Linked DNA regions of Homo sapiens: region 1 is linked to region 2. A link is an interaction called in ENCODE POLR2A ChIA-PET data of the cell type or tissue named here. Cell type or tissue: PC-3. All regions are shown on one strand. Links, peaks and the distances in the headings refer to the core of each region. The heading gives the core; the rest is flanking DNA. Region 1 overlaps LOC105378589 (a long non-coding RNA gene). Region 2 overlaps GNB1 (G protein subunit beta 1).

Region 1 (5,377 bases), core at 170-5,169, 160 kb before region 2:
CTTCCCACGTGTCCCTTCCATGGATTAATTTAGGAGTTAATTCATGAAGAGGTGCCCAGAGCTTGGCCCGGCCCCCGGTGAGAGGCATTATTTTTATTCTTCCCCCTCCAGAACAGGGGTCTTGTCCGTCTTCTCCTTGGTGGTGTATTGGATGAAGTAGGTGCTCAGCAAATGTAGGAGGAGGTGCAGACTCCACATCTGCAAAGTCCATGCACCCACTGCGGCCAGCACGCCATCACTGCCTCCGGACAGTGCCCCGCCCTCCCTGTCTTTCCTTCCTGAGCTTTGGAACTAAGCAGTGAGAGTGGTTCATGGTCGCAATCCCTTCAATATCTGCGAAGAGCTTATCTGAGGATATCTTGGTGCTGATCACCTCTGAGAAGCAGCGTTGATCTTGACTCACTGGATCCGATTCATTCAGGATAAGCCACACCCTATTGCCATTTTCTTCACGCTCCTCTATTATCTGGGGCATAAAATTAACATTCAATTTTCTTCTTTTTCTTTTAAGAGACAAGGTCTTGCTCTGTGGCCCAGGCTGGAGTGCAGTGGCACGATCTCAGCTCACTGTAGCCTCCACCTCCCGGGTTCAAGGGATCCTTGCACCTCAGCTTCTGGAGGAGCTGGGACCACAGAGGCATGTCACTGCACCCAGATAATTTTCTATTTTTTGTAGAGATGGGGTCTCACTATGTTTCCCAGGCTGGTCTCAAACTCCTGGCCTCAAGGGATCCTCCCCCGTGGCCTCCCAAAGTGCTGAGATTGCAGGCATGAGCCTCCGTGCCCAGCCAATGTTGAACTTTTGCTGGAAAGTCGTGCTGTTGTGTGTATGTCAGTTGAAGCTGGGCGGGCATCTTAGCCAAATATCTGGTGGTTTGGTGGCATCAAATTGTCTCCTCTTCCTTCAGTCCTAGAGGCAAATGCATGTCCCATCCATCATTCACAGGTTTCTGCAAGGTTTGAAGTCTGCACACTTCATTTCCATTCTTTATTGTTCCTAACTGGTCTTTCTTTCTTTCTTTCTTTTTCTTTCTTTCTTTCTTTTTTGTTTTTGAGATGGAGTTTCGCTCTTGTTGCCTAGGCCGGAGGGCAGTGGCACTATCTCAGCTCATTGCAACCTCCACCTCCTGGGTTCAAGCAATTCTCCTGCCTCAGCCTCCCAAGTGGCTGGGATTACAGGCGCCTGCGACCATGCCCAGCTAATTTTTGTATTTTTAGTAGAGACAGGGTTTCACCATGTTGGCCAGGCTGGTCTCGAACTCCTGACCTCAAGTGATCGGCCCACATCGGCCTCCCAAAGTGCTGGGATTACAGGCGTGAGCCACCACACCCGGCCTCCTAACTGATGTTTCAGTTTGGATCTGAAGAACGGGAATTTTCATAATTTCTTTTTCAAGGTTTTTGAGAATTAGTTTGTTGCCATTTCCGAACTTCCATCCCATTGTGATGTGCATAACCAGTCGGCTTCCTTAGCCTCATCCTCCACCCAGGGAAGCTCCGACCACGCCAGCACCAGGAAGGCCAGCCGGGGAGCAGCCTGGCCCAGGGGTCAGGAGCCGGGGCCTGTGTGACTGGGGCCTGTGTGGCTGGCACCTGGTGGATGTGAGCCCCAGGACAGGGAGTTTCTGTGCCCATGAGATGGAAGCAGCTCACTTCTTGGCCCCTTTCAAGAATCTGGGAAGAGCTCCAGGAGTCAGAGGTCTGGGTGCCAGTCCCAGCTCTGCTCCAAACTGGCCGTGTGACCTCAGCGAAGTTATTTCCCAGTTTTGTTTTCTTCTTTTACAAAATGACAGGGTGAGAGTCGTGATTGGTTTTCTTAGTGTCAGAAGTGCTGAACTCTGTTAGAAAGCGTCTCAGGTTGTTTTGTTTGACAGTGACTACCCACTTTGCAGAGACCTGGGCTGCCCGCTCTCTGGGGAATACTGGAGGTTATGCCCCATCTCCTGTCCTGTGGGAGAACCCACCCTCCGAACGAGGCTCTGGTGAGGTTTTCACAATCAGTAACAAGGCCGATCTCCATCAATGGAAGTCTCCCCGTTTGAGATGGGGTGTGTGCTCCTTACCCAGGCTCCTGAACAAAACCCACCTCCTTGTCTTGGCACCACTGAGAGTGCACACCGAGGGGGCTCCAGCACCAGATTGTGGGAACAGTCACGAGAAAGCAGCTCAGACTTCACACCCAGAGCCCTTGATCCCTACACACCCAGTATTCCTTCACAGCGCTCTTCCTGCTTCCTGGACACGTGGAACTGCTTCTCCATCGGGGAGGATCCATCCAGAGCCCTTTGGGTGGGTGCTCAGGGCAATAGCTGCTGCCTCTTCCTTCTGCTCAGTGCTGGGAGGCGTTACACTTTCCCCATATGGCACGGAGCAGAACGTGCACCTTTGGCTCTGGAAGGAATGAACATCCTACCCGTTAGTTAGCCCTGGGAGTCACTGACTCGGTTCTTCCCTGGACACCAATGTCCTATGGAGCACACAGAAAGCCACGGAAGTGTGGTCTGCGGGTTGAGGTGGGTATTCAGATGCCAGCCTGCAGCCCACTTACATTGTTTCTTTTGGACTGACACCTTGCCGGATGCTCAGATGCCCACAGCGCAGGGGAAGGGACGGCCTAGAGTCCGAGGCGTGGGCAGGGAGCTGGCCCCCGTCCATTGCTGCAGCTCCGCAGCAGCAGGACAGCCCTGGGAGGTGGAGGTGAGTCACCGGGACCTGGGAGAGGAAACGGCGCTCGCTAAATTTAAACCTCCTTCCTGATGTATTTGTGAGGTTGTTCTGTTACTTTCCTGGGGAAATGCACCAAACAGAGAAAATGGCAGGGACACAGAGAAGAACGTTATCGAGTTAGGTGGTAATTATTAATCCTGTGATTTTCAGACGGACTCCGTTCATGTGGATAAGCAGAGGAAATTTGGCAGAAACGACCAAATGCAAAATACGTGTAGCAGCCTGAGACCGGCCGTCTACTGAAACAAAGGATGCAGTTCAGTCGGAAACCACGCTTAGCTGAGTAGCTGTCTTTAGCCATCCAGGCCCTGAGAACCAATGAACAACCCAGCTTGGCCGCTTAGAACATTTTTTCTATACTTGAGTTAAATAGATATCCAAGAACCATTACTCGTTTTTAATGTGGAGAAGTCGGTATTCTATTCTCGTGTTCTATGTTTTTTAAAGTGGCAATTTGAATTATTTCGTGCGATAGAAAACCTTAAACACAAAGTAACGTTTCTAACAAAAGGGCTGTCGATCAAGTGACAAACACGTCCTACTTTTAGATACAAGCACGACTGAGGCAACGGCACGAAGACGCCTAAAGTGGGCTGCTGGGGAGACAAGATCTGGCCGCGAATGGAACTCGCGGCAGCTCATTAACGGGACCGTCCAGCAGGAAGGTGGGTTGGCAGCCTTCTCCCAGGGCTCCCCACGATCCCTACCCCTGGTGTGGCGTGGCCTTCCTCCTCACATGTCGTCTGGACCAAGCAGTGTGTTGTTCTCATCCATAAAGAGTGATGGGCCGGGCACGATGGCCACACCTGTGATCCCAGCACTGTGGGAGGCTGAGGCGGGAGGATCTCCTGAGCCCAGGAGTTTGACACCAGCCTGGGTAGCATAGGGAGACCCTGTCTCTACAGAAAAAAAGTTAGCCAGGTATTCCAGAGGCTGAGGTGGGAGGATCGCTTGAACCCAGGAGGTGGAGACTGCAGTGAGCCGTGATCGCACCACTGCACTCCAACCTGGGCAACAGACTGAGACCCAGTTTCTAAAACAAATAATAAAAAGGCAGGGTGCAGTGGCTCATACCTGTAATCCCAGCACGTTGGGAGGCCAAGGTGGGCGGATCACTTGAGGTCAGGAGTTCGAGACCAGCTGGCCCACATGGTAAAACCCCATCTCTACTAAAATGCAAAAATCAACCGGGCACAGTGGCACACGCCTGTAATCCCAGCTCTTCAGGAGGCCGAGGCAGGAGAACTGGGAGGCAGAGATTGCAGTGAGCTGAGATCGTGCCACTGCACTCCAGGCTGGGTGACAGAGCTAGACACCATCTTGAAAAAAAATAAAAGTTAAATAAAAAGAGTGATGAGGCATCCTGAGATTCATTTATAAAATGCCGTGATTCAGGTCTCAGGGCACTGTCGCCCCTACTCACTTTGATGAAGCCAGTGCTGGGTTGCTGCTGAGGTGGGGAGGTTCATGGGCCAGGAACTGAAGGCAGCCATGAGAGCCAGACCCCTCCACCACCCCCAAGACAGCAGGGAACTCACTCCAACAGCCACCCTGGGATGCTGCCACAGCTGAGCCTGGAGGTGACCGTGACCCTGGCTGACGTCGGACTGCAGCTTTGTAAGGGAGACTGAGCCGGGACCCAGACCTACAAAAGCTGAGATGATAAACACTGTTTTAAGCTGCTGTGTGTCGCAGTGACTCGTGTGGTAGTGGATTTCTAGCAGAGCCGTCGTTCGTGTCTGCCTTCTCTCAGCTCAACACTCTGTAGGGCCACCCATGCCGTTGTGCATGTCAACGGTGGATTTTTTATTGCGAGTAATATTTCATTCCATTGCATGCTCACACCTCGGTTTGTTTAACTGTCTACCTGTTGATGAGCTCTGGGACATATGCAGTTCTGGGCTATTATGAGTAAAGCTGCTTTTAACATTTAAATACAAGTCTGTGTATGGACACATGTTTTCGTTTCTTTTGAATAAATATGTGTGGGATTACTGGGTTTCAAGGGGACTGTATGTTTAAGTTGGTAAGAAGCTGCCAATCTGCTTTCTTTTCTTTCTTTCTTTTTATCTTTTTGAGATGGAGTCTCACTCTGTCACCCAGGCTGGAGTGCAGTGGCGTGATCTCGGCTCACTGCAACCTCCGCCTCCCGGGTTCAAGAGATTCTCCTGCCTCAGCCTCCCGAGTAGCTGGGATTACAGGCGCACACCACCACACCCGCCTAATTTCTGTATTTTTAGTAGAGATGGGGTTTCACCATGTTGGACCAGGCTGGTCTCGAACTCCTGACCTCAGGTGATCCGCCCACTTCAGCCTCCCAAAGTGCTAGGATTACAGGCATGAGCCACCGCACCTGGCCTCCAATCTGCTTTCCAAAGTGGCTGTACTTTGTACTCCCTGCAGTAGTATGTGAGAGTTTAAGTTGCTCCAATGCTGATCAACACTTGACATTGGAAGTCTTTAAGTTTGACCATTTTATGACTGTGTGGAGGTATGTCATTGTGGGTTTAACATGCACTTTCTTTTCTTTAATTTTTTTTTTTTTTGAGACAGAGTCTCACTGTGTCATCCAGGATAGAGTGCAGTGGCGAGACCTTGGCTCGCTGCAACCTCCACCTCCCAGGTTCAAATGATTCTCCTGCCTCAGCCT
Region 2 (5,377 bases), core at 121-5,120:
TTTTGAGACAGTACACAGGGTCTTGCTCTGTCACTCAGGCTGGAGTGCAGCGGTGGGATCATAACTTGCTGTAGCCTTGACCTCTGAGGCTCAGTGATCCTCCTGCCTCAGCTACAGATGTGCACCACCATGTCCAGTTAATTTTTAAAAAATTTTTTTGTGTGTGTGGAGATGAGGACTCTTTATGTTGCCCAGACTGGGCTCCAAGTCCTGGCTTCTAACAGTCTCCCTGCCTTAGCCTCCCACAATATTGGGATTATGGGCATGAGCCACTGTGCGCAGCTGTGCTGGGTTTTGTTCTGAGACACAAAGATTGGGAAGTCAGTTCCCTTTTTTTTTTTTTTTTTTGTGAGACAGAGTCTCGCTCTGTCGCCCAGGCTGGAGTGCAAGTGGCAGCATCTCGGCTTACTGCAACCTCTGCCTCCCGGGTTCAAGGGATTCTCTTGTCTCAGCCTCCCAAGTAGCTGGGACTACAGGCTCGTGCCACCATGCCCAGCTAATTTTTGTATTTTTAGTAGACATGGAGTTTAGCCATGTTGGTCAGGCGGGTCTCGAACTCCTGACCTCAAGCGATCTGTCCGGCTCGGCCTCCCAAAGTGTCAGTTCCCATTTTTGATGAGCGTGTAGTGTGTTACAGCTTACTGCAAAGTGGAGGGGCAGAGCAGTAGGTGAGGCTTTTGGGGTGGATTTAGAGCTGAGCTGCAGTCTGGTCGGTTTGTGGGGACTCTTCCTCCCTCTTTTTTTTTGAGACAGAGTCTTGCTCTGTTGCCCACAGGCTGGTTTGTGGGGACTCTTCCTCCCTCTTTTTTTTTTTTTTTGTTGGAGATGGAGTCTTGCTCTGTTGCCCAGGCTGGAGTGCAGTGGCGTGATCTCGGCTCGCTGCAAGCTCCGCCTCCAAGGTTGACACCGTTCTCCTGCCTCAGCCTCCCAGGTAGCTGGGACTACAGGCGCCCACCACCACGACTGGCTAATTTTTTTTTGTTTGTTTGTTTTTATTTATTTATTTTTTGACTAATTTTTTCAACTTTTATTTTAGATTCAGGGTTGCATGTGCAGGTTTATTTCCTGGTTATATTGCATGATGCTCAAGTTTGGGTATGAGTAATCCCATCACCCAGGTACTAAGCATAGTACCCAACAGTCAGTTTTCCAACTCTTGCCACCCTCTATCATGCCCCTGTCTAATAGTCCCCATTGTCTATTTTTGCCATCTTTATGTCCACAAGTCCCTGATGTTTAGCTCCCACTTATAAATGAGAACATGTGGTATTCAGTTTTTTGTTGCTGTGTTAATTCACTTAGGATAATGGCTTCCAGCTGCATCCATGTTGCTGCAAAGGACATGCTTTCATTCCTTTTTATGGTTGCTATTTTTTACTTCTTCTTTGTTTACTTTTTTTTTATTATACTTTAAGTTCTAGGGTACATGTGCACAACGTGCAGGTTTGTTACATATGTATACATGTGCCATGTTGGTGTGCTGTACCTATTAACTGGTCATTTACATTTACATTAAGTATATCTCCTAATGCTTTCCGTCCCCTCTCCCCCCACCCCACAACAAAAACTGAAAATGGATCCCTTCCTTACACCTTTTTTGTATTTTTAGTAGAGAACAGGGGTTTACCGTGTTGGCAAGGATGGTCGATCTCGATCTCCTGACCTCCTGATTTGCCCGCCTCTCGGCCTCCCAAAGTGCTGGGATTACAGGCGTGAGCCACCGCGCCCGGCCTGCCTCCCTCTTCTTTCCCACCCCTCTCCCCCACCCCACTTCTCCTTCCTCTCCCCTTTTCTCTCCTTTAGTTTACCCTGCTCCCCCTTTCTTTACATTTTCTTTCCTCCCCCACTCCTGCCAATCAGTCTCCGTTGGCGTCTCATCCCTGAGGGCAGATTCATGGCACCTTTATGTCTCCAAATGCCTTTAGGCCACGATACATAGTTCACATTCCCTTTATTGAATTTTTTTGTTTGTTTGAAGAGACAGGATCTCCCTCTGTTGCCCAGGCTGCTCTCAAAGTGCTGGGATTACAGGCTCACATGAGCCACCACGCCCAGCCCTTTGTTGAATCTTTCCATCTAAACAGTTTAACTATTTATGTCCTAGGAAGTTAGGGTAGCCATTTGAAAACTAATCCCCGTCGGGGCGTGGTGGCTCACGCCTGTAAGCCCAGCACTTTCGGAGGCTCAGGCGGGTGGATCACTTGAGGTCAGGAATTCGAGACCAGCCTGGCCAACATTGTGAAACCCTGTCTCTACTAATAATATAAAAATTAGCCGGGCTTTGTGGTGCATGCCTCTAATCCTGGCTACTTGGGAGGCTGAGACAGGAGAATTGATTGAACCTGAGAGGTGGAGGTTGCAGTGAGCTGAGATCGCGCTATTGCATTCCAGCCTGGGCAACAAGTGAAACTCTGCCTCCAAAAAAAAAAAAAAGAAAATAAATACCCATAAATTGAAGGAAACTGTATTTTATTTTTAAATAGCCACAATTACTAATGGGTTGTACAGCTTCTCAAACTTCAGAATCAGATTGGACTCCGTCCCACCCCACCCCTTGTTTCCTGTTCCATGTTGATTTCATGCAGAGCTTGCTTTTTTATCACAGCAGCCACTGCAAACAGGGCTTTATTAGGATGTGACGTCATCGGGAAGGGTGTAGCTCCATCTGCTGTTGGAGCACGAACCCCCTCGAGCTGTGGCTCCCTTGGTGTCCAGCAGCTGATGTTCTGCTGTGCTTCCCTTGGCTTTAAAATGTCTTTCGGTGTCCTCTGAGATGGCTGCAGTGTCCCTGGCATCTTGTTTGTTTTGGGAGCTTAGGCTTTCATGGCCCACAGTCTGGGCTGGACTCATCACTGTGGTCTGGTGAGTGGGGGTAGTATGTTCCCATGAGAAGGGGACCCACCCTCTGGAAGTACCTGGACAAGGGTGGAAGGAGGGATCTGTCCCTTTTTAAGAATCAAAATTAAGTCTTCGGGGTGCTGCCTGTCACCAGAGGGGAGGCCATAGGATGCCCAGGAAGAACCCAGGGATGAGGGACCACAAAGGGGCCTCTCCAACATGCAGAATATGGCTTCTATGGTACAAGTGGAATTTGTCATTGAAAAAAAATAAAATAGTTAAAAACGGACTTTTAGAAGACAGTCTGTGTTTTTCTTGACAGATGCGACAGATGAACTGAAAACAAATGACTTGTCAGAATAACAAGTGACTGCCTTTATTGGATGTTCCATGATTCTGGCCATGGCCTTCTCTCCTGTTTTTGACATAGTAGGCAGATAAGGCAGTGGGGATATTCATGAATGCTTTTAAAGAAAAGAAAAAACACCAGTGACTGTGCAGTTGTGTTTTTATTTTGTGTGTTTTGGGGACTGTAATTGTTCTGGATTCTCCATTATGGATCCATGTGTGCTGCTTTGTGGCATGTCCTCAGCTAGTGCAGTGCCAGAGGGAAGAATTGCAGTAGCCCCTGTACCCGTGGCCTTGTCTTTTGAGGTATGGCACCATAAAATATCACGGTACAGTACGAGAGAGACCACATTCCCATAACTTTTATTACGGTATGTTGTTATGGTGGTTCTGCTTGATTATTAGTTATTATTGTTAATTTCTTACTGTGCCTAATTTATAAATAAAACTTTGTTACAGGATTAAGTTCCTATCATTTGTATAGGAAAAAATACAGCATAAAGGAAAAAATGTAGTCTATATAAAGTGTGGTACTATCCACAGTTTATCTGGCATCCCCTGGGGGTCTTGGAGCATGTCCTTCTCAGATATGGGGGTACTGCTATAAGTGCACATGTAGAGAAGTTTGTTCCCATGTTAAAGATATCGTCATTGCTTGGCCTACCCATGTTCCCTTCTCAGGTACTCCACCCATTGTCCCTTTGGCAAGGGCAGCTGCCCACAGGACTTGCTGTATCCTCCCCAGTTCCACAGTGTACCAGCCACCTGGCCTGCAGACAGTGAGGGAGTGAGTTGGTGCAGAGGAGACTCTGGAGACAGAGACATGGCTGACATTTGATGATTGCTGTGATTTAGAATCCTAGGCTGCGTTGAACCCTGTACAAGATGACAGTGATTGGTTAATAGAGAGATTCACAGAGGAGCAGAGAAAGCACACTGGAAGGAGAGAGAGAGGAGCCAGCCAGCCCCAAGAGCCATCCGAGACTGGGTTCTTGGTTCCTCTTTCCACTTTCTCGTTTCCAGTTTAGTTTCCTTGGGACCTCTCATATTCCTCCTCTCCCCACTTCCCAGTGAGAACCTTGGCTAGACTGGGTAGACTTTTGAAGTGGGGGTAAAGTGAAGTCAGGAGTAGTTTTAATTTTCCATTTCTAGAATTAATGATTTCCTAAAAGATGTAGTTAATACCAAATTTCCCATTAAGGCTTCTCATTAATCAGCAGGATTTTGAGACAGGTGATTGGACAGTGAATTTAATTACCTGGTGAAAATACCTGAAGTGATTAAAATCAGAGTATGCTCTCCATATACCTGGGCTCTCCTGAATGTCTTTACGGTATTACTGTTTTGTAGGATACTTCCCTCAGAAGAGTGAACAGTACAAGAGCCTTTTTCTTGGGCCTTCTGAATTAATAATATTTTTTGTTTTAAATGAAATATCAACTGTTTTCAGAAATTACATTCTTGGTTGTCCCAACATATCACCAAACTGTTAATTGCTACATTAGGTGGGATTGTGGAGGGGGAGAGAGGAACATTAAGAAATTCTAGGCCAGGCGCAGTGGCTCATGCCTGTAATCCCAGCACTTTGGGAGGCCAAGGCGGGCGGATCACAAGGTGAAGAGATGGAGACTATCCTGGCCAACATGGTGAAACCCTGTCTCTACTGAAAATACAAAAGTTAGCTGGGCGTCGTAGCGCGTGCCTGTAGTCCCAGCTACTCGGGAGGCTGAGGCAGGAGAATCACCTGAACCCAGGAGGTGGAGGTTGCAGTGAGCTGAGATCAGGCCACTGCACTCCAGCCTGGCGACAGAGCGAGACTCTGTCTCAAAAAAAGAAAGAAAGAAATTCCGGGCCAGTGCAGTGGCTTATGCCTGTTATCCCAGCACTTCAGGAGATCAAGGTGGGAGGATCACTTGAGCCCAGGAGTTGGAGATCTGCCTGGGCAACATAGCGAGACCCCATCTCTAATTTAAAAAAAGAAAGCCCTATTCAGGAGGTTGTGGCAGGAGGATCACTTGAGGCTGAGAGTTTGAAAACAGCCTGGGCAATGTAGCGAGACCAGCCCATCTCTGAAAATATAAAAGTTAGCCAGGTGTGATGGCACATGCCTTTAGTCCTGGCTGCTCAGGAGACTGAGATGGGAGGATACTTGAGCCCAGGAATTTGAGGCTGCAGTGAGCTATGATGGTGC

The links. ChIA-PET counts read pairs that join two places held together with the same protein. Peaks named below come from ENCODE experiments on the same cell type or tissue, not always from the same donor. Only the 100,000 strongest peaks of a DNase experiment are listed, where the experiment ranks them.
Region 1: POLR2A ChIA-PET joins it to region 2 with 5 read pairs; 2 of 35 experiments call an interaction of 5 or more read pairs at or near these places.

Annotation. Positions count from the first base shown.
Region 1 is chr1:2,012,501-2,017,877 of GRCh38, reverse strand. It overlaps LOC105378589 (a long non-coding RNA gene), which reads left to right. Exons shown (of 2, transcript XR_001737844.3): 1 at 1-2,697; 2 at 2,878-4,680. Among named protein-coding and RNA genes, the nearest start is that of GABRD, 4.2 kb to the left of the region's middle. In PC-3, for the core only: no CTCF peak of the experiment used is centred there; no DNase peak of the experiment used is centred there.
Region 2 is chr1:1,856,082-1,861,458 of GRCh38, reverse strand. All of the region lies in intron 1 of GNB1 (G protein subunit beta 1), which reads left to right. Among named protein-coding and RNA genes, the nearest start is that of GNB1, 32 kb to the left of the region's middle. In PC-3, for the core only: a CTCF peak has its summit at 2,700 (motif pointing left); DNase peaks (open chromatin) are centred at 2,028 and 2,638; H3K4me3 peaks cover 684 bases; H3K27ac peaks cover 2,417 bases.